Linked DNA regions of Mus musculus: region 1 is linked to region 2. The links are chromatin loops, found by intact Hi-C in ENCODE. Cell type or tissue: left cerebral cortex. All regions are shown on one strand. Each heading gives the region's core, and the rest is flanking DNA. Links, peaks and the distances in the headings are about the cores only. Region 1 has its middle 10 kb from the start of Slc5a11. Region 2 holds the start of Lcmt1 (leucine carboxyl methyltransferase 1).

What was found. Hi-C counts contacts between places; a loop is a spot of excess contacts. Peaks named below come from ENCODE experiments on the same cell type or tissue, not always from the same donor. Only the 100,000 strongest peaks of a DNase experiment are listed, where the experiment ranks them.
Region 1: it touches region 2 in a loop (2.7-fold over the local background); 4 of 42 quality-filtered maps call a loop at or near these places.

The regions. Positions count from the first base shown.
Region 1 is chr7:123,198,937-123,210,269 of GRCm38, reverse strand. No RefSeq gene overlaps it. Among named protein-coding and RNA genes, the nearest start is that of Slc5a11, 10 kb to the left of the region's middle. In left cerebral cortex, for the core only: a CTCF peak has its summit at 4,794 (motif pointing left); a DNase peak (open chromatin) is centred at 4,779.
Region 2 is chr7:123,372,180-123,383,271 of GRCm38, reverse strand. Lcmt1 (leucine carboxyl methyltransferase 1) reads right to left here and starts at 5,290. Exons shown (of 11, transcript NM_025304.3): 1 at 5,017-5,290. The coding sequence starts at 5,123. In left cerebral cortex, for the core only: a CTCF peak has its summit at 4,894; a DNase peak (open chromatin) is centred at 5,332; H3K4me3 peaks cover 1,276 bases; H3K27ac peaks cover 589 bases.

The DNA of each region.
Region 1 (11,333 bases), core at 1,594-9,593, 170 kb after region 2:
GCCTGTAAGGGCAGCAGGCACTGCATTAGTGCAAGCGTTTGTATCTCCATTAACCAGAAAGGGCACTGCAAAGGAGGCTGTTAAAGCACACGACCCCTTTACCTTAATCAGTAAGCACTCCAACCTCAGGGGTTGAGGTTAAAGCTCAACACTGGCAGGGCTTGAGGTCTGAAGTGGAATGTGACCACACTGGAAGTGTTATCAGAGTGGAACAGGATCAAGGGACGCTGAGCGCTGCGCTTTGTATCTGAATCTGTGGAAAACTTTATCCTCCGGGTCAGAGGTTCAAGGCATCTGGAGGTGAGACCTGGGGAAAAGTGCTTAGGATTGAGGATGTCGGTTCTGGATCCGTGGTTATCTCTTGAGTGCGTGTATTATAAAAGCACCCCTCCCCCCTCCACTGCCCTTCCCCCTTCCCCCCCAAATTTCATTTTCATGGGAGTGATCTAGAAACAAGAGCTACAACTAAGGAAGTATGGAGGAGGGGGTGCAGGGGGGAAACTATGCGTGACGATGCACAGGGAAACTGACCCGACATAAGGAACTCCATTCAGTAACCTGTGATCCATGGAGCTGAGACTGGGCTGTCCCAGGTATAACTGCTGTGTGTCATGTTGATGAGCTAAGGGTTCAACAGGGAATTCCTTGCTTCCCACCTCTAACTCCCAATGCCGCACAGAGATGCTGGACCAGACCACTGGGGGGACTGTAGCCAGTAGGAAAGAGGTCTCACACTGTGCCCATGACTTGGGGCCAGCCACAAGATGGCTTAACCTTTTGAGTGCTTGCCACTCTCACCATGTGGTACTCTGGGCTTCCTTAAGAATCTAGTGTTCCTTGGGGCTGGAGTGACAGCTCAGTGATTAAGAGTACTGACTGGTGGCATCCCAGCACTTGGGAGGCAGAGGCAGTTGGATTTCTGAGTTCCAGGCCAGCCTGGTCTACAGAGTGAGTTCCCGGACAGCCAGGGCTACACAGAGAAACCCTGTCTCAAAAAAAAAAAAAACAAAAAACAAAACAAAACAAAAAACAAAGAAACAAACAAACAAAAAAGAAAACTGACTTCAAGAGGTCCTGAGTTCAATTCCCAGCAACCACGTGGTAGCTCACAACCATCTGTAATGGATCTGATGCCCTCTTCTGGTGTGTCTGAAGAGAGCAACAGTGTACTCACATAAATAAATATATCTTAAAAAAAAATGAAAAAGAATCTTAGAGTTTCATCCAGCAAGTTTTTTTGCTAGATGTAATCCTTCCCGTTGGACTCCCAGCCTCTGGAACTATGGGGAGATAAAACTATATGCTTTATACATTACCCAGGCTCTCAGATTCAGTTACGGCAACAGAAAACAAACTAAGATATCAGCACAACAAAACTCGCACTATCACAAGTCTGGAGCGCAGGGTGTTTTTGCTGAATGCTTGGTATGGGGTTGAGTCGGCATGGGGCCAGCTGCATGACCCTCATAGCTGGGGTCTGTGGCCAGTGTTCAATTAAACCTTGTAGTTAGGATGTCACCTGCTGTCAATCTATGCCTAAACCCATCCATTAAGTCAGAGCCTTGGAATGTCATCTTCCGTTAGTGGCTAGACCTAGAGCTGGGGACCAGGTCTTCAACACACAAGCCACTTCACATCCACACTGGAATAGCCTCGTGTTACTGCAGCACCGGGTTTGGCCCTAGCATGCCCACCCAAAGCTCACGGAGGGAATGGCCTATGGTGAGTACAGGGCATAGTTTTAAATGAAGCTTCTGCCATCTTTCTCTAGAAGGACAGAGTGACTCCATCCTCGGCCTAGGAAGGATGGACACAATATCCTAGGATGTCATTGTCCCTCCACTTTGATTCTGGCTCCTGTGATTCAGCTGGTGTGTGACCTGGATAGGTTGTTTTTGCCTCCTCAACCTTGATGCACATCTGTAAGAGATGCACATCTGTAAGAAAAAGGAGGCAGGAAGACATATGGGGCTGAAGGTGCAAGAGAACACAAGCCAAGTGCCGAGCTTTGCTCTGTGAGAAACAAAGATGCTTTCTGCTTAACCGTTTTCAGGACAGCTGGTGTTGCTGGCTCATAACCAGGCTCCACTCCTGAACTTCTCAGGTACATTCACTGACAGTTCAAAACACCTAGCTCCAGCACTATCACCACATCCCATAGGAAGCTGTGTTAAGGTCGAGAAGGCAGATATGGGACCCTCAACGGTGCTTTGGGAAGCATCACTTGCCTGTGTGGCGCCTGTTGACACCACAGCCACACACAGTCTGTGCCTTTTCTACCCTTGGCTGGAAGAAGAATTGGCTTGTTGCAAATACTCATAGGTCACGAGTTATACCATGTCCCCTCTGCTGCTGGTTTTGTGTGTTTGGTTTGAGACACAGTCTCGTTAAGCTGCCCAGGTAGAACTTGCAGTGCTGCCTAAGCTGGCTTTGAATGTGTCCCCCTCCTGGCTTTAGCCTCCTGATGAAAAGTGCCCAGTAACATACCAGGGCCAGCGCCCTCTGAATGCTGCAGTGCTCGCTACTATAACAACCTTCATCTCATAACAAGCAGTGAGAAGTGTGCCCTCTCCTTGGCTCTCCCTTTGCTGACAGTGGAAGGCGGGGCCAGCTTGGCTTCCTTCTGTTTCTACAAACTACTGCTTCCTGAAAATGCCAAGCAGAGGTCAGTCACCAGCCTTTGGCTAACCCTGCCTCGACTACCTCAAGGAGGTGCCCACTCCCCAAATCATTACTGAAATCCTTTACTGTGTGATAACTTCTTTGCTGGAATGTGTCTCAAATGGCACCCTGCTCTCTGCAGGAGGACCTGGACAGGGCCACGTGGGTGAGGTTACTTTCCCACAGGCTCGCTCCATCTCATTAATTGTACACAAAAGTGTACAGGTCTACTTTTGAACAGCATAAAAAGTTAATACGTATCTAAGGGGAAAGAGCCTCTGAGTTTAGCAGTTTTCTCTTTCAAAAAAAAAAAAAAAGTTTTCGAAGAAACAAGCAAAACATTGTTTTGCCCACGGATGACCGGGCATTGCATGGGGGGGGTGGGTGTCTTTATTAGTTAGCACAGGCAATCGAGCGCCTCAGTTCAAAGTAGTTGGAAGCAGATAGGTTGGCTCACGTGGCTCTGGATCCACACCTTAGGGTCTGACCTACTCCAGCCACTCAGTGTGGCGTCTCAGATAGACTTCGTCTTGTCTTTACTCTCTAACAAACATTTTTTCCATTAGGATCTTGAAAAACTCAGCTGATGTCCTCAAGGGTTCAAGGTTAGGGGGAAACAGATTCTTTAACAGATTTGACAAGCCTTGACTTCCTCGGCTAGTCTCTCTTTGGTTCCCATTTGGTCACGTGCTCAACTAGGGAGGGACAGAGTGAGTTTGTCCATGCATCCACTTGTTTCTGGAAGGAAACTGGTTTGGAGTTTCTAGAAAGGAGCAGATGTGCTGGACAGACAAGTCCACAGACCCACCACCTCTTGTAGCTGTCTTGGATAAGGATTAACTGGGAAGCGCATGGTCTGATGTGACTCGGACCTGCTCCCTGTGTGTCTCCATGCAATCCCTAGCATCTTGGATCCTATCTGAGGCAGGGATGCAATTTATCCTTTTCAACTTACCTTGACCCCTTTCCAATTACACAACCCTGCCCTGAGACCAAATTGCACCTAGTAGCCCTGCAGGTGTGCCACAGTCTCACTGTTCGTGAGAGCTTTCCCCAGTGGAATGTACTCACGCTTGGTGTGGACCTTGGGAACCAAGGCTGTACAGCACCCCAGTGACTGCCTCTCCCCTGGATGTGACAGGAGAGTGACAGTGTAATACGTTGGTCCCAGTAGATGAAGCAAACCCATGTGAATCCCCAAGGAGAGCGAGTAAGGCACCCCTGGATCACTTACAGTGGCAATCAGAGACAGACTGCAGCAGCCCAGTTCTGTGTGCTTGACCTCCTTCTCTTGAAGGCTTCAATGCCGCCCCAAGCTTGTAGTTCTCTGGCCTATCGTGGCAGCATCCTCTGATCTCATCCCAAACCTTGCAAATCAAGCTCTATATTTGAACAAAACCCCTGAGGGCAGTGGTTCTCAACCTCCCTAATGCTGTGATCTTTTTAATACGGTTCCTCATGTTGTGGTGACCCCAACCATAAGATGATTTGTTTGTTCGTTTATTTTATGTATGTGAGTATACTTTGCTCTCTTCAGACACACCAGACGAGGGCATCAGATCCATTACAGATGATTGTGAGCCACCATGTGGTTGTTGGGAATTGAGCTCAGGACCTCTGGAAGAGCAGTCAGTGTTCTTAACCACTGAGCCATCTCTCCAGCCCCATAACATTATTATTTTTTTTTTTTTGCTACTTCATAACTAAAATTTTGCTACTGTTATGAGTCATGTTTTTGGATAAATCTGTTTTTCAGTGGTCTCAGATGACCCCTGGAAAGAGTCGTTTAACCCCCTTGCAAAGGGGTCATGACCCACAGGTTGAGAACAGCTGCTCTAGTTTTGTCCATGGACATTAAAGTTTGAGAAGAGATGTTTGCAGATGCTCACGGCGGGTGGTCACATTGGCAGTGAGGAGATGACCAGAGATGTGAGGCCTCTGTGCTCTCCAGGCAGGAGATTTATAAGAGAGTCATCAGTGAAGTAACTGGCTGGTATAAATTTGGGGTTTTAAATTTGAAGTAGGATTACGTGGGAAAGCCAGCTGAGCCCTCTTCTAACCGAGGTTGGTAAAGTGGGTTTTTTATGGGTTTTGTTTTGGTTTAGTTTGTTTCTGTGCGCCCCCCTGTGGCTGCCTTCTCCACTTACACGTAAGGCGATTCCCAGCGATTCTTTAGTCATGGGCGAGCACAACTCGCACCGTGATCCATCCGCACTCAGGCGAGCACAACTCGCACCGTGATCCATCCGCACTCACAAGCACACACATGCACACATATCAAGCAGTTGATACCTAGTTTCAAGGTAAAACCAATAAAAATGAAAAACAAGACCAGCAAGATGTCTCAGTAAAGGCTCCTGCCACCAAGCCTGGTGACCTGAGTTTGATCCTTCACCTTACATAGGAGACTGATTTCCTCAAGCTGTCCCAACTCACAGACACAATCAATCAATCGATAAATAGAAAATAAATATAGATCATAAATTAAATAGGTTAATTAATTAAAGGGCCAAATGAAATAATAGATAAATGATGTTATGGAAGCTGACAACCATACACACTGAAAAATACAAGCCTGGAGGACCCATGTACCTACAAAACACAAAATAACAGCCATTGTCCTGTCTAGGTCTGGGAATAGGGAAAGCTTGAAACTTTAGGGGAAAACCTTAATTCTTAATTCTTTGTGGGGTGGGGTTATTCTTTTAATTTGGCAATGATTATACAATGCCTTTTTCCCCCCTACCTGCTTTTTGGAGTATCAATAAAAGACTGGAACAAGAAAAAGGTGGGAGAGCATGAGGAGAGCGAGTGAGGTGTGCATGAGGTTGAATGGAGAGTGGGTGGAGAGAGTGTGACTGAGAGTGTGAGAAGTGTGTGTATGCCTGTGAGTAAAGGAGAGTGCATGCAGTGTGTGTGAGGTATGTTTGGAGTGTGTGTGTGTGTGTGTGTGTGTGTGTGTGTGTGTGTGTATGTGAGAGAGAGAGAGAGAAATGCACAGAGGTGTGTAGGAGTTCAAGAAAAGAAAGGCTCACAGGAGAAAAGCAAGTGCGCAGGAGAATGCAGAGTGTGTGCAGCCTCAAGCTGCGAGCGAGCGAGTGAGAAAGAGACCAAAAGAGAGAGAGAAAGAGAGAGAGAGAGAGAGAGAGAGAGAGAGAGAGAGAGAGAGAGAGAGAAACTTTAAGCCTTGAAAACTTGCCTGTCAGTTTGTACCTGAAAAGTAGACTGTGTCTGTGTATCATGTACCTTCCAGCTATCCCTGATCCCAGTTGAGAATTCCAATCCTGTGTCGAAGACAGGTATGTGTATCTAAGTGTATATGTGTGTGTTCATGTGCCCATGTGCACTGTGTGACACAGTTTTGGCCTTCTGCCAACTCTGTGTAGCTAGCATCTCTTTGTGGGCTATGACAATAACAGTTCACTCAGGTTATTATTTCTCAGGGACTTGAAGATCACTCTTGTCAAAGCCACTGACCTTTGACTTGGGCCTTCTGATGGTGACATTTTTTAACTTCCCAGGTCCCAAAATTCTATCCTTGGGATAGGCTGACACTGCTAGTTCCTAAACAGAAATTCTGTGAAGCTCTGTGGTGGGCCCTGCATTCAGAAGGCATGGGCAGCTTTGCCTGGAAACCTTCAGGCACCAGCTTCTGTCTCCTATATACACTGAGGGCTTATTCTGGGGAGATGCACTGGAGAGTGGGGGCTCCTGCTTCCACACTTGGCCTATTGGCCAACAAATGCTTGCAAAACCTGTTTGAGCTACTGGAATACTGCATAGTAGGCAAAATTAGCTGGCTCAAGTGACATTATTACTGGGGGAGGGGCATTGTCTTCCTCTTTGTAAGGACCACTGGTTACACTAGGGGCAATGAAGCAAACACAGCCATGTTTCTACCTGAGAACAGAACTTTATTTATTTCATTTATTGATTAAAGAACTTTTATGTTATGTGTCAAACATGTGCAGGCATGCATGTTGGGTCATGTGAGGTGCCCTCCCGTACAGGGCAGAGTTTCTCTATTTCTTCTTCTTTTTTATAATTTACATTTAATTTTATATGCATTGATGTTTTGCCTGCATGTGTGTCTGTGTGAGCGTGTCGGATCCCCTGGCACTGGAGTTACAGAGAAGTGTGAGCTGTCATCTGGGTGCTGGGAATTGAACCTGTCTCCTCCAGAAAAGCAGCCAAGGCAGTGCTCTTAACCACTGAGCCATCTTTCCAGCCCTGAGGGTTTCTCACCCAACCTGGAATTTGATGTTTTCAGCCAGGCTGGTGGTCACTGAGTCCAGTGAGCCTCCTGTCTCCACGCCCTGTAGCCCTGGGGTTACAGTTGCATGTGGCCATGCCTGGCTGTGTTTACACGGGGGCTGGGGGTTTGAACTCAGATCCTCATGTTTGCACTGCAAGCTCTGGTTCTCCCTTTGCCATGTCCCCCTCCTCAGACAGAACTTTTTTACAAGAAAAACAAAGCCTGTGAACAAGGATGCCTTAGTTAGGGTTCTCCTGCTGTGAGCAGACACCACGACCAAAGCAACTCTTATAAGGACAGCATGTAATTGGGCATATTCAAACCACCGCAAAGGTTGAGTCGTGGTTCGGTGATAGAGAACAGCATGTACAAGGAAGGCCCTGAGCACCATCGCATACATCACAATGTGGTGCCTCCATTGCTGTTGTGGGTGCTGGGATGTGGGGAGAAGGATATGTCCACACTTCTCTTGGACAGTTGATACTTCACAGAAACCCTGTCCTTGACAGCCCCAGAGGGGAAGCCCTGCAATGCCAACACAGTGAACACAGCATATTCTAGACGGTCAGAGAGGTTACTACCAGGGCATAAAAAAGAACGAGGTTTTCATCCACACTGCATCCTGGAAGAACTTCAAAACTATACAGGCAGACCCAGCAGCCTACAGATTGACCAACTCCAGTTATAGAAAGATCCAGAACAGACAGGTGGAGTGAGTCACTCCTGACAGCACTCAGGAGGCAGAGGCAGGAAAACCAAGAATTACAACCCAGGGCTAGAGAGATGGCTCAGTGGTTAAGAGCACTGACTGCTCTTCCAGAGGTCCTGAGTTCAATTCCCAGCAACCACATAGTGGTTAGCAACCATCTGTAATGTGATCTGATGCCTTATTCTGGTGTGTCTGAAGAGAGCAATGGTGGTGTACTCACATACATTAAATCAATCAATCAATCAATCTTTAACTGAGCAGTGGTGGCACACACCTTTAATCCCAGCACTTGGGAGGCAGAGGCAGGTGGATTTCTGAGTTTGAGGCCAGCCTGGTTTACAGAGTGAGTTCCAGGACAGCCAGGACTACACAGAGAAACCCTGTCTCGAAAAAACAAAAAACAAAAAAAATCCAAAAAAACCCCAAAAAGAATTAGAACCCAGCCCAGGATACATAGTGACACGTTGTCTGTTGGGGTGGCTCAATGCTAGAGCACTTCCTAGGCTGCATGCTCAGGACCTGGTGAGGTAGGGTTCTACTCCAGCCCAAGACCCAGTCAACTGGTTGCCCAGAGCGGGGAAGGGCAGTTTGTGGAGCAAATGGGGGAGATCTAGCAAACAGTGGTGAGCCAGGTGTGAGCTTGTCAGTGGGGCCCGCTGGACACTGAGCACGCTCGATGCTTTGGTTTTACAGAGCCGGCAGTCTACTAGGAACCTGGCACCCCTAGCACCCCTGAGCACAACCAGCCGCCTCTGACCCAGGAGTCAATTATGGAGTGGGAACTCTGTCAATGGAATGGTTAGGCTCTTTCTAATAAAAAGCTTCTTGGAGAAGGGCACTAGCTTTGTTTGTTTGTTTGTTTGTTTGTTTGTTTGTTTTTGAAACAGGGTTTCTCTGTGCAGCCTTGGTGGTCCTGGAACTCATTCTGTAGATCAGGTTGGCCTCAAAGTCACAGAGACCCAACTGTCTCTGCCTCCCAAGTGATGGGGTTAAAGGCGTGCAGCACCACTGCCCTGCTGGGCTGCTGCTTCTTCTTTTTCCTTCTCTTTTTCCTTCCCTTCCCCTCCCCATCCCTTTCCCTCCCCCCTCTCTCTCTCCTTCCTTCTCCTCCTTCCCCTTCTCTTCAATCTTTTTGTAAGCTTGTATTTATTTTTTTGTTCTCTCTCTCTCTCTCTCTCTCTCTCTCTCTCTCTCTCTCTCTCTCTCTGTATGGGGTGGGGTGGGGGCGTGCCTTCGTGTTTGACTTTGAGGAACCTGCTCATGTGTTTGTAGAGGCTGGCAAGTGTAAAATGTGCCGGTGGACTATGGGCTGACTGGAGATTCTGAAAAAGCTGTTAGCCATTCCTTCCCTGGCTATCTACTACCGAGGTCCCCAGCGCTGAGGTAGCTCGCTGTTTTGTTCGGTGAATCTCTGATTTTGTGTGACCCCCCACCTACATTATGGAGCAGAGCCTTCAGTTTGTTCATCAGACCCAATCAGAGCCTCATAGAAACATGCAGAACAATAGTAATTATATACTTGCAATGCCATCGTTCAATCGACCTGAAATATAAAATTAGCCTTGGAAGAGTCTATCTCATTGATGTTGAAACTCCTCTTCCTTAGCAGGAAGCTTCTTGTTTCCACCTCCTCCCCGTGACTTCCGCCTTTCAGAACTCCCCTTTGGCTATCCCCACCTGAGGTCCCTCTACTCCTCTTGGTGTGTATTCCGAATGGTCTAGCTGCTTTTTTCAAGGGCACACATGCGCAGTGGTGCAGTTCCTGGCCCCCATCTCATTCCCCACCTCCTTCTCCCATTGGCTTCCAACCTAGCTTCCTTATGCAACTCCACCCCTGAGCTCCAGACAGAAGCAAGGCTTCCTGTCCTCGTGTGATGCCCCGCAGCCACCCAACTGTTCTAGACCGCCCTCTCCTTGCTTGCCTGCCGCCTCAGTCTTCTTTCTGTTGCTGACACAAAATATCTGAAGCTGTATAACTTATAAAAAATAATAGAGTTATTTAGCTCACGGTTTTGGAGGCTGGGAATTCCAGAAACATGGCGCCGGCTTGTATTTGACATCTGGCAAGGGTCTTCTTGCTGGGTCTTAACGCGGAGTCAGAGTAAGCTTTCAGGAGAGAGGTTACATTTATCGCACAGTCACATTCCATACCCAATAATCCATTAAGGCATGGATGGGTTGATTTTTTTTTTCATTTTTCCAAAGGCTCTAAGTACCATTAACGTATGAGAGTGAGCATCAAGTTTCTAGCATGTAATGAATGGGAGGACAGAGCCAGGCCGTCCCAGGAGATGTCCATCTTTTTATACCCAGGGCATTAATGGTAGTCTCTACCCAGAGAAGTAATGCATTCCTGTAACCCCAGCACCCAAGAAGCTGAAGCCAGAGGACTGTGTGTCTGAAGTTAGCCTGGGCTACACAGTAAGAACCTATCTCAAAAGTACAAAAAGGGGGTTGGGGGCGTCCCTAACTATATCCCCTTCATCTCCTGTCTCCTCTTTCTGGGGTGTGGGGTTCTCTCTGGAATGTGTAGGTTACCTTGTGTGTAGAGCTTGCTGGCCATAGCTCCTCCCAGTCTCTCGCACAGGTAGCTGTGTTGGCACCACACCAGGAAACCTGAAGCCAAGTAGAGAAGTCCTGAGTGCATGAACAGGGTGCGGTCAGAGGGCCGCTATAGAAGCAGATCACACAAGACCTCCGGGGCACGGTAAGATCTGGCCGTTTCTCGAGGGCTTGATAGCTGGAAGTCCCACTGAGTCATTCTCATTGCATTTGGAGCTTATAGATGGAAACTGGCCTTGGCAAGACTGCACCAGATTTATCCAGACAGCAGAGCACTGAGGGTGCAGACAGCTGTGAGTTGTGCATGCTGGACTGTCGCGTACGCTGCCGGGTGCCTGGTGCTGGGTGCCAGGTTCGTGGTACATACTCCTGCTGCCCCGGCCCGGTGCATGCTAAGTTTAACAGCAGTCACATTCTCTTGGTTGGTAAGGAGTAGAGCTCATGGCTCTCTCCATTAACAGGGTCTACAGATGTGGCCACATCGTCCCAGTATTGATGGGGATAAATTTGCCCTAGTTGAGAGGGAGACTGAACTTAGGGTTCCCCAAAGTAGCACCTGAAGTGGGGTCAGGAGGCAACCAGCCACATCTGGAATTAAAGTGGTACAGGCAAGAGCAAATGTCCTGAGGTAGGAGACAACCTTGCAGTCCTGCCTCCTGTGGAGACTGGCTCTCCCCAGTTGCTGAAGTCACTGAAGGGTTGTAATCACAGCAGTGACCAGCTTGAACAGAGAGGAACAAAGGTCAGATTTCATTTTGACTGAGGTAGTGGCTCTGTGGGCCATGAGCAAGACACTGTCTGAAGCCACGTTCTTAGCTCTGGCAACTTACTGGAGGAAAATTGTCTGTTTATGAAAATGCAAGGAGCTGAGTGTTATGTAGGAACAGAGAGATGCCGAGGCCAAGAGGATGCTGTGGGTGGATGTGGCGGGACGCTGACATGGCCCTGTCAGAAACGCTTGAGAGGAAAACAGGTGGGCTGGATTGGGCCAGCGCTCGCTCAGAGGTGCAAGCGGCCTGCTGAGACTTTCCCCCTAGGTAGCTCCAATTCCGAAGCCTCCTTAACCAGAAACCAGAGGAGGTTTCCAAGGTCAGGAACTGCCAAGTGTAAGAGCTCTGCCCTGCTCTGTTCCCTCACCTTTGGACT
Region 2 (11,092 bases), core at 1-8,000:
TCCAGAGAAGCAGTTAGGGGTACAGACCAGGCTGGCAGACACAAATTCACAGTAGTATCAAGTTGTCCTACTATGTGTGTACCACAAGTATTCTAGGAGGAAATGGAAACTAGAAGTTGTGCCATTTCTCTGAGATTCACCATACCCTGCTGGACCACACCTTCTTGCTATTGTCTACCCTTTGACTACTTACCTTATTTAAGGAGGTCTATTACCAAAGGGCAAGATAGATATGGGCAATGCCAACTCAAGTGCTGAATGACGGACTATGAACTCTAAGCTCTGACTTGACAGGAAAAGCCATGGTTCTGAGGAAAGTCGACTGAATTCTAATAACTGATTAAGGCAACTGCAAAGGAGGAAGATGGTTATGCACCAAGACGGAGACCTAGGGTACCATGGTGGGAAAGGGTGGTCACAAAGGGATGAGGGTATATAGGCAAACTGAGTGCTTACAGGACACTGAGTTCACCCAGGGGCTACGTCAAGAACTAAGGAGGGTGCTTGTTTCAGGAGCAGATAATCTAAAATTGCAATGACACAGAGGTTAGCACGGTCTTTGTGCAAGGATGGTACAAAAATTTTACAGTGTTCCATATCCTGCATCAGTTCCTACAAAGGTTGTCTAACAGGGGCCAGCTGTGGGGTTTGGAAAGGGTAAGGCCCGTGCCTAGAAAGAAAGAAGGAAGGAAGACCAGAGGAGGTGAAGCCTTCAGGGACCTGACTAACTCAGAAAGGGTAAACAACAGCCACCGGGGGAGGGGTCCTGCTGGATAGAACGAACCTCAAAAAAATGGGAAGAGGAAACCAAACAGCTTGAAGAGCACACATCTCAAACACCTGGTCCTTGGGATCCTACATGTGAGAGAGAAGAAGACTTCAAGAAAAGGCCACTGTAGGGAAGCACCGAAGTTCAGGTACAGGGAAGGAAGGAATGGTCACAAGGAGGCTGATAAGCTGGAGGGACTTACAGAATATGGAGCACCCATCTGAGAGGACACCGTGCAGGAGTGGTGGGCCCTGGGTCACTGGTAAACAAAGAGCAGAGTGACCCCGAGCATAGCATGGTGAGCGTAACGAGAAGACAAGGCGAGTATGTGAGTCTGAGTCATGTTACTATAACAAAATAACGGAGCTCAGTACCTTAAAAAGCAAAGAGGTTCATCTGGCAAATGAGTCTGGTGACTAGAAGTTCAAACAGCAAGGCACCAACTTGGCAAGACACCCTGACTGTGTCATGTTAGAGTGAAAACGTGGACGGGAGAGAAGACATATAAAAAGAGAGCAAGAGAACTTTCCGTGACAGCCCACTCACAGCAATCAACCAGGTCTCAAAGAATGAAAATCCCCTCCCTCAAGACTCGGGAGGCAGAGGCAGGCGGATTTCTGAGTTCGAAGCCAGCCTGGTCTACAGAGTGAGTTCCAGGACAGCCAGGGTTACACAGAGAAACCCTGTCTCGAAAAACAAACAAAAAAAAAAAAAAAAACAAAACAAAACAAAACAAAACAAAAAGAAACAATATCCAGGGTTGGAGAGATGGCTCAACGGTTATGATCTCAGCACACACACAAAAAGCCAAGCCTGGCCTTGCACATGCCTGTAATCCCAGTGTGGGGTGGGTCAATTGACAGGACCTGCAGGTTGTAAACCTAACTGAAAACTGAGAGCTCCAGGTTCTGCAAGAGACCCTGCCTTGGAGGAATAAGGTCTAATGAAAGGACACCTATGATATCCTTTTCCAGCCGCCACACGGGTGTGCACAGGATCATGAACCTACACACATACACACACACACACACACACACACACACACACCAACACTTAACCAACACACAAATATTCACACACACATATATACCAAAAAAGAAAAAGGAAACAAAGAAATACATTAAACCTTTTTAAAGGCCTCAACAGTTCTCACGGGCACCATCTACCAACAGTGACACATCAGGAACCACGTAATTACAAACCTGATGTGTCAGAGCAGGCCCCGATTCTGACGACGTAAGAGTGGCAATGATAGCCAGTTTGAAGCATCTGCTGCAGCCACTGCTGAAAACACTCCACACTCAATCCTCACCACAGCCTCCGAACGCAGACAACCTCACCACTGTTCCAGGACTCCGTACCAACGGAGGGGGCAAACCAACACACAGTGACAGAACTGCAGGTACCCTGGGGGACCAATGGACTTTTTAAATGTTGCCTTATGGATTTGATGCTGTAACTCACAGTGGCAGGAACCAGCCAGACCCACTGCTAATACATGCTCAGCAACTTCAACCAAATAATATTCTGACGGGAAGGAAATCCAAACTACTACCAGTAAACTAGTGACAACTTCACTTTGTACTAATCCTGTAGTAACAACCAAAAGGTATGCTAACTTTGTGATCCCCATTTTAAAAAAAGAAAGGAAGACTTCGGCAGAGAAGGATAACTTGCTCCTATGCCCCACAGGCAAGCATCTAGTGATATCACAACCTTTGACAAGACTGAGAAGTTTTATGTGATACAATGAAGATGTTGGTCTCACAGGCAAGATGGCTTAGGAAGAAGGTGTTTGCAACCAAATGTGATGCTCTGAGTTCAATACCCAGGCCCAACAGGGTGAAAGAAGAGAAATGACCTGTCCTACACTGCCTGCTGACACATATATATAAAGTGAATAAATGTAATTTGAAAAAAAAGTTGTTCAAGGATGCCTATTACAGTATCACAGAAACCAAGAGACACAGAATACTCACATATAGCTTAAGGATTAATTTATGGGGCTGAAGAAATGGCTCTGTGGTTAATGCTTAAGATCAAGTACTGAACCCCAAGTTCAATTCCCAGCACATACATTGGGTGGTTTATAACTGTCTATAACCCCAACTCTAGAGGACCTGCCAACACAATGTGCACTCACAAAGACACAAATATACATATGGCAGATGGTAGTGGCACACACCTTTAGTCCCAGCACCCAAGAGGCAGAGGCAAGCAGATCTCTGTGAATTAGAGGCCAGCTTGGTCTACAGAGCAAGTTCCAAGACAGCCAGGGCTACACAGAGAAACCCTGTGTAGAAAAACAAAACAAGGGAAAAAAAAAACTCAACAACAACAAAACAAAAAACAGAAACAACAACAACAACAAAATCCAAACCAGATTCTCAGAGACAAGGATCCAGTGCAAAAAGCTCTGAATGCAAACCACAGCCTCCACTACTCGAAAGGATCTACTGATAGTGGATAGCAGAGAGTATCACTGAATCTTCAAAGCCACTTAAGAGACCAGATCGCTGCCACCCGCCACGCCACATCTGCTTCTGTCTGTCTCTGTCTCTTTCTCACACACACACGCTTTTACTGTGTGATGTACGCGGGCGTACCTGCATGTGCAGATGTATACAGCTATGCATGCACATGCTCGGTCCTGAGATTGATAGCGGGTGTCTTCCTCTATCACTTTCCACCTTATTTTTTGAGACAGGGTTTCTCATTGAACCTGGAACTTGCCAATTTAGCTAGACCAAGTTGGTCAGGGAGCTCCAGGGAACCCCTTGTTCCCAATCCCCAGGATGGGGGTTACAGGCATATGAGCTCAGGTCACAATGGTTGCACAGCAAGCACTTTCCCAACTAAGCTCTCTCCCCAGCCCCTACTTCAGAGACAAGAAATCTAAGGCAAAAAAAAAAAAAAAAAAGTTAGGGGGCTGGGGAGATGGCTCAGTGGGTAAGAACACTTTTTGTACAAGCCTGAGGACTGAGTTGGATCCCCAGCACAATAAAAAAGAAGGGCATGGCTTTTCACGCACCTGCAACCCGTGATGGGGGCTGGGGGCAGGAAGACTGCTGAGGTCTCTAAGGTTTGCTCCTTACCTAACCAGTCTGGCTGAAAAGGTGAGAGATCTTATCTCAAGGGAACAAGGCAGAACGATAGAGCAGGATACCCAACATCCTCCTCTAGGATGCACAGGTAGTCACCCACACATGCATGCCCCCAACACACACACACATACACATTAGGAACTTGCCCAAGTTTATATAGCTTAGGCAGTCTGGCTCCAGGACTGATGCTTTAAATCCCATTGCTTAGTTTCTAAGACCCTACAAAGAGTGCAACACTTCATTCCAAAACTTGTATTCCCCACACTATAACACCTCTCTGGCCCCCAGCCCACGCCTCTCTCCAGGGCATTGTCCTAATTGTTCCAAAGCCCACACTCGTCCCTAGTTCTGAACATTGTCCTACTTCCCTGTCTCAGGCTTTTTCTTGCCAGTTTAAACATCCCTGGATAAATTTCAAACTCTAAAGACATCTCCAAGAGCCCAACACTAAAGTATGAGTTTACTGCTCCTCCCAACGAGGCTGTGAGTCTAGTATGTCAACACCATGTCTGTTTTGCTCCTTTAAGTATTTGCAATCACTGAAAGCAAACCCTACCAATTAGCTCAAAGTAAGGCACAGTGTACTGTCTCAATAGCTTTGTTGCAGGAATGAAGGACATGCAAGCTTTATGTTTTCTTGTGCACTGACAAGACCCACCACCACCACCTACTACAACTCCATAAATACTGTGACCTATGTATAGTGCTGATTCTACAAACACTGCGGGTGCTGGGACCTGCAATCTACCCCTCCCTCATAGACTTGAGCTTCAGCTGCACAATGGGGAATAATGACCAATTTCAACAGGATTGTAACCTACCAAGCAAAGTTCCTTTTCTAACCCAGCAAAGCTGTAGTTATTACTTGCAACACACCCTGTCTTTCCTGAAGGCTAAGATCTTGCAAGCTTTGTTCAGAGCCTTACTCCCAGTCGTGGTACCCCGGGTTCACACACACTCGTTAATTGTGACTTAAATGAACCTCTCCCTGCTCCGTGCACTTCCCAGGTGTGAAGCCAGGGCCGCTCCAGATGAGTGCGACAGCCCCTTCCCAGTGTCCTAGCGTATGCCTTGGTCAGTGGCCCTCTAGCCACCTAGGCTCGGGACACCAGCTCCCATCCCAAACCCAGCGCCCCCAGGCACCTCTTGCAGAGAGAAGCATCTTCGCAGGTGCCGCGCACTCCCTCGTCGTCCAAGTCACAGCTCGACGAGCAGGAAGAGAACGAGGACTCCCTCGAGCTGGAGGCCATGTGCGTGGGATGTTCTGGGGTGCGGCACCCACCAGGGACATGGAAACGGGGAAACGAGCAGTGGGGGAAAGAGGCAAGAAACAGGCACCGACTAAAGCTGCAAAGATAAGGCGCGATAGGCGGGCGCTGCTCAGTGACGCCGCCCCCGCACCGCCCACCCACCTTTCAGCTGACTGGCTCCCGGGACATGACGTTTGTCGGACCAAGTTCCTCGTCCAGTCAGACCATTGGAGGATTCTTTAGGCTCCGCCCGCACAACCCGGAAGTTTCTAGAGAGCCCGGACATGCTGGTGGCGCCGCAATCCTTTTTGGGAAATGTAGTCTTAGTGGCTTCTTGTCGCTCAGTAACTTACAAACACAGTCAATTCAGGGCTGAAGGGCAGAGAGTCCACCCAAAAGAAGCAAGTTTAATGTATTAACTTTCTGTCTCCATTTAGATCATTCAACACTGTAACAAACTTCTAGTCGGGGAGTCAACACTGTGTCAGGTCCTGTGCTAATCAATGCCTTTGAGATGTTAGGAAGTGACTAGGAACATAGCTCAGAGCGCTCGCCTGGGAGTAGGGTTCTCAGAAAGAAAAGGGGGAAAAAGTTGTGAAAGAGAGAGTTGTGAAGAACAAAATGGAAAACTTTGTAACCATGAGAGTAAATTGGGGATGGGGCTACAAAATTTCTTGAACTCTGTTTCAGAATCAACAGATGTAATCAAAATAGTCTGCGGGACTGAGGAACAAGTGAATAGAAATCAAGGTTTAGGTGACATGAATGGGGAAGGTGGGGGAAGAGAAACCAGTGAAAGGACAGAGGGAGGACAGTTTCTCAAATGAGTAAATATGTTTCATAATTGTGCGTGTGCAGTGTACTTTACAGGTATTCCATAATGGATCACTATAAAACTCTAAATAAAATTGAAGGGTTATTTTCTATTTTGTTTGTTGTTTGGGAGAGAGGAAGGGATAAGCTCTAGCTTTAAGAAGTCTAAATCATACCCATAAAAATTCTGTGGCGATAGGGCAGTGATAAACACTTGCCCACCCTTTCCAGGGTTTTTGGATCTGAGCTCAGAAACACACACACACACACACACACACACACACAGAGAGAGAGAGAGAGAGAGAGAGAGAGAGAGAGAGAGAGGAAGAGAGAGAGAGAATGTTTGGGAAGCGAGAGCAATAGGATCCTTTGAGCCTAGTGTTGGAGGTCAGCCTGGATAATATAGCAAGACTATATTTCAAATTAAAAAAAGAAAAACTAGATGAGTTCTCCTATAATGAAGCCTGGCCTTTAACTCACTGTGTAGCCAAAAATGACCTTGAACTTCTAATTCAATGACCTTGAACTTCTGGTGCCTACACGTCTCCAGTGCTGGGATTGTAGGTATGTGTAACCACATGTAATTTGTACACTATTGAGGCTCAAACCCTGAGTTTAGTGCAATCTAGAAAATATTCTACCAACTGAGCTACATACTGACTCAATTCCTTAAAAAAGAAAACAGCAAATCAACCTATATATGTTCATATATTTTGTTTTATTTATTATTCACTGGAGACACAAGTAACCACTGATACTTCAGGGAGAGATGGCGAAAGGAATAACTGGAGTTCTGAAGTGTCGTTGAAGCTAATCTTGAGGGGTTATGATAAATTACCCTGACAAAAGCAACTTAAAGGGCAATATACTTTATTTTGGCTTGCAGTTTATTTTAGTTATTTTTCTATTGTTGTGAAAAGATACCATAACCAAGGCAGCTTATATAAGAAATCATTTAATCAGGGGCTTGCTTACATTTTCAGAGGGCCACTTCATGACTATCATAATGGTGAACAGGGCAGCATGTAAGCAGGCTTGGATAATATAGCCTGAGAGTTGGGGGTGGATGGAGGAGAAGGGATGGAGGGAAAGAGAGTGAATGACAGAGAAGGGGGAGGGAGAGAGGGAGGGAAGAGGAAGAGGAAGAGGAGGGAGAGGAAGTGATAGAGAGAGGGGGGGGGGTTTAAAACCCAAAGCCCACCCCCAGTGACACAGTGTCTTCAACAAGGCCACACCTCTTAATCCTTCCCAGAACTGTTCTATCAATTATAGGCCGAGCATTCAAATACATGAGCCTATGGGGTTTCTTTTGTTAAAACCACCACATAGTTCCAGGGGGATAAATGTCAGGGAAGACATGAAAGTAGGTAAGGAAGACATGTTGGTAGGACCAGGAGACTTACTGGTCACACTGAATCCATGATTAGTAAGCAGGGAGCAGTGGGTGCATGCAGTGCCTCAGCTCCTTTTTTCCACTTATACACCCCAGGATCCTAGCCAGAGAATAGTGCCACCCATAGTGCATGGGTATTCCTCCTTCAAATAATATTATCAGGAGAATGATCTATAGGCATCCTCAGGAGCCCATCTCCCAAGAAACTCTAGATTCTGCCAAGCTGGCATTTAACGCTAACCATCACAGGGAAATAACACATCTTTCCCTGAAGTAGTCCTCTGCAAAGCAACTCACAGGCTTAGCATCTTCATGTGGCACTCATTCTACACCCCCTGCGGGTGTCCATAGGTAACAAATATGTCAACAACAGGTTGTATGGGATGTCATCCCATAATGATCTGCCTCTCTGAATGACCCTTCAGTCACAATTAGCTTTATCTTGGAAGGGTCAGGCTACTCAGGGTACCTGAACAACTCGGACTGCCTTGAATAAGACCCTCCAACAAAAAGCTCTAGACTTTCTCCAAAATAAAATCGACAGGTACTCCTGTTGCTATCATCAGAGATCCCTTCAGTGACTTAGTGGTAACCATTCATGTTTTCTGGAGCTTCCAGGTGACCCAACATGATTATAAGTTGTCTATGGGATTCTAATGCAACGAATCACTTCTTTGGCCATGCACCCCTGCCATTAGAGTGGTATGCAGTCCCAAGTTTTATTTGGAATGCCAACTCTAACTGTATGAAAGTTCATCAAGTTTTAAACTTTGGGTCTGATTAATCTTTGTGCATGATGCTTTCATTTGCACATTTAAAAAAATATTAATAAAATTATAAACAAGGCACAAAAGTCAGCAAAACTGGCCAAAATCTGGGCAGCCACACGAGCATACATTTGGTGAGGTTTTTTTTTTTTCTTCTAAAGAACATTTAATTGGGGCTGGCTTGCAAGTGCAGAGATTCAGTCCAGTATCATCAAGGCAAGAACATGGCAGCATCTATGCATGTATGGTAAGAAAGGTCTGAGAGAACTACCTCTTCATCTTATGGCTGCTAATGGAAGACTAAATTTCAGGCAGCTAGGGGGATGGTCTTATAGCCCACACACGGAGTGACACACCTACTCCAAAAGGGCCACACTTTCTAATAGTGCCACTCACTGGACTGAGCATATACAAACCATAACATTCCATTCCCTGGCCCCCATAGGCTTGTTCAAACATATGAATCTATGGGGGCCATACCTAAACATAGCATAATGCAAAATACATTTTGTCCAACTTTCAAAGTCCCCATAGTCTATAGTAGTTTCAACAACATTAAAAGTCCAAAGTTCTAAGTCTCTTCTGAGATTCAACCAATAAATTAACAGTAATTCCCAAAGCAAGATAGGGAACCAGCTGGGCAAACTCCATACTCTGCATCTCCGTGGCTGATGTCAAAGCAGTGTTCAGATCTCTAACTCCTTTTTCACCTGTGTTGCCTGCTTTCTCCTGGGCTGGTTCCACTCCTTGTTTGCAGCAAGGAGTGTTGTTGCTTTCCTCAACAGATATCCCCCTGCTCCGGCATCTTTAATATCTTGGGGGCTCCAAGTCAACTTCATAGTTCTTGTTCCAATGTCTGGGATCCATACATGATCTTCTGGGCTCCTCCAAAGGGCTGCCATCACTTTTCCAGCTCTGCCCTAAACACAGTTTGACCCACTCTACTGCTGCTGCTGTTCTTGGTGATCATCCCATGGTACTGGCTTCTACAATATTGGGGTCTTCCACTACAACTAGTCTTCACCAATAACCTCTCATAGGCTCTCTTCATGGTGCCAAGCCTCAACTCCTTTGCATGACCCCTTCAATCCAGGGCCATAAGCTGCAACTGAAGCTGCACTTTCACCAATGGCCTTCCATAGCCTCTCACAGTGCCGAGCCTCAGCTGTTCTTCATAACCCCTTCATGCTTTCGAAACCAGTGCCACCTGAGTGATTCTTACACATTACCAAGTCCAGCTGCAGCATAAGGTACAACCTTGGTTGGCTATCTCTGGAATACAGCTCCTTTGTGCTCTCAGAAAACACTACCCAGAAGATTTCACCTCAGTGATGTTGGTCTCTTCTTTGTCACCACTAATTTCTTAGCTTCAGCTAACCAGCATCAATTGTTCCAGTAGTCTCCTCCTCTGGACAATCAAGTAAGAGACTCAGGACTGAAGCTGCTGAGTTCTCCTGCTTGCAGGAGCTGGAACATGGCCTCCTCATTCTACTACAATCACTGCACTTGGTGGTTCTTAAATGGCAAGTTTGTTGCTCACAGTTTTAGAGCCTGGGAAGTTCCTGCTCCTGTTTGGTGTCTGATGAGCTAAGTTCTTGCTGCTCAGGCTGTGCTCAATCAGAGACACATTCTCTTCATTTGCAAGTGGAGTGTCCTACTTGAACAATCAAATGATTGTTCTTTTCTTCCTTTTACGTTAGTTTCTATATCCAGATACTGGACATTTTCTACTTGAAAAACATCAGAATGTGTTTGAGTCTTGTCTTTTTTTTTATGTAGCTGAATTTTGATCTGTTCTACTTTGTTTTGTGAATTTTTTTTTTTTGAGAAAGGGTCTCATATAGTTCAGGCTGCTTTCTAATTCTGTATATAGCCAAGAGTAACTCTGAATTCACAACCCTTCTCTTTCTACCTTCCAATTGTTGGATCTGTATTACTATAGCCAATTTGTACAGTGCTGAGGATTGAGCCCAGAGCCCCAGGGATACTTGGCAAGCACTCTACCAACTGAGCTGCTTCTTGAATTTTCCCTGAAAAGAATTGGGAATAGGGAAGGTAGTTGTTTGCCTGTGTTGGTTTTTTAAATTAACCCCTGCCCGTCTCTTAAAAACTGAAGCAGGGACATCTTACACTGCTTTTTAGGTTCAGGAGTTTTCACTGATGTTGCTCTTTCTCCTTAAGCAGGTCTTTCTAACATGTGGCTGAGACTCAGTGGTTTGACACGTTAGACACACTATGTTGACACATAGTTCTGTGACAACATGTAGCATTTTAGGGTTAGCCACAGGCTTACCCTGCTCTGTTGTTCCCCAAGGTGTTCCATCTTTTCCAGGAAGTTCATCTGTGGATTCGAGGAATCTTTTCTCATCCTATGCTATAAGTGTTCTTGTTTTCTTTGGTGTATGCATTGAATTCCTTTGGAAACTCTGAACTTCCCTTAGGCTTTTCAGATTTCCCTTCTTCTTCCACGGAATCACTTTGGTCTACTGCACAAGCCTGTACTTTCAAAGGTCTACATCTAAGACTTTGTTTCTTTTGAATGGAAACAGAGACACATTCTTCCTATGTCAAACTCTATGTTACTTTCTATAGGGAATAATTTACTTAAATCTTTAACTGCATCTTCAAGTTCTTCAATTTTGGGGCTTGACTCTTCTTTTTGTTTGTAGGTAGGCCAGTTTTAAAAAATTAAGTGTGTGTGTGTGTGTGTGTGTATGTATGTGGTGGGTGTGGATGTGTGTGATGAGAGTAGGTTAGAGAATAACTTGCTGCAGTCAGGTCTCTGCTTCTACCATGCGAGTCCCAGGGATGGAAGTCAGTTTGTGAAGTTTGGCAGCTAGAACCCATCTTGCGCTCTAGACTGGTGTTTAGCATGGTCTGAGGTTTAGAGATTGGTGACTTTAATTCCTGAGCCACTTGGCTGAAACATGATTTCTAACTCTTCTGTCTTTGGTTCAGTGTCACTGAGGTTTTCTGGATGCCAGTGGTTGACAATT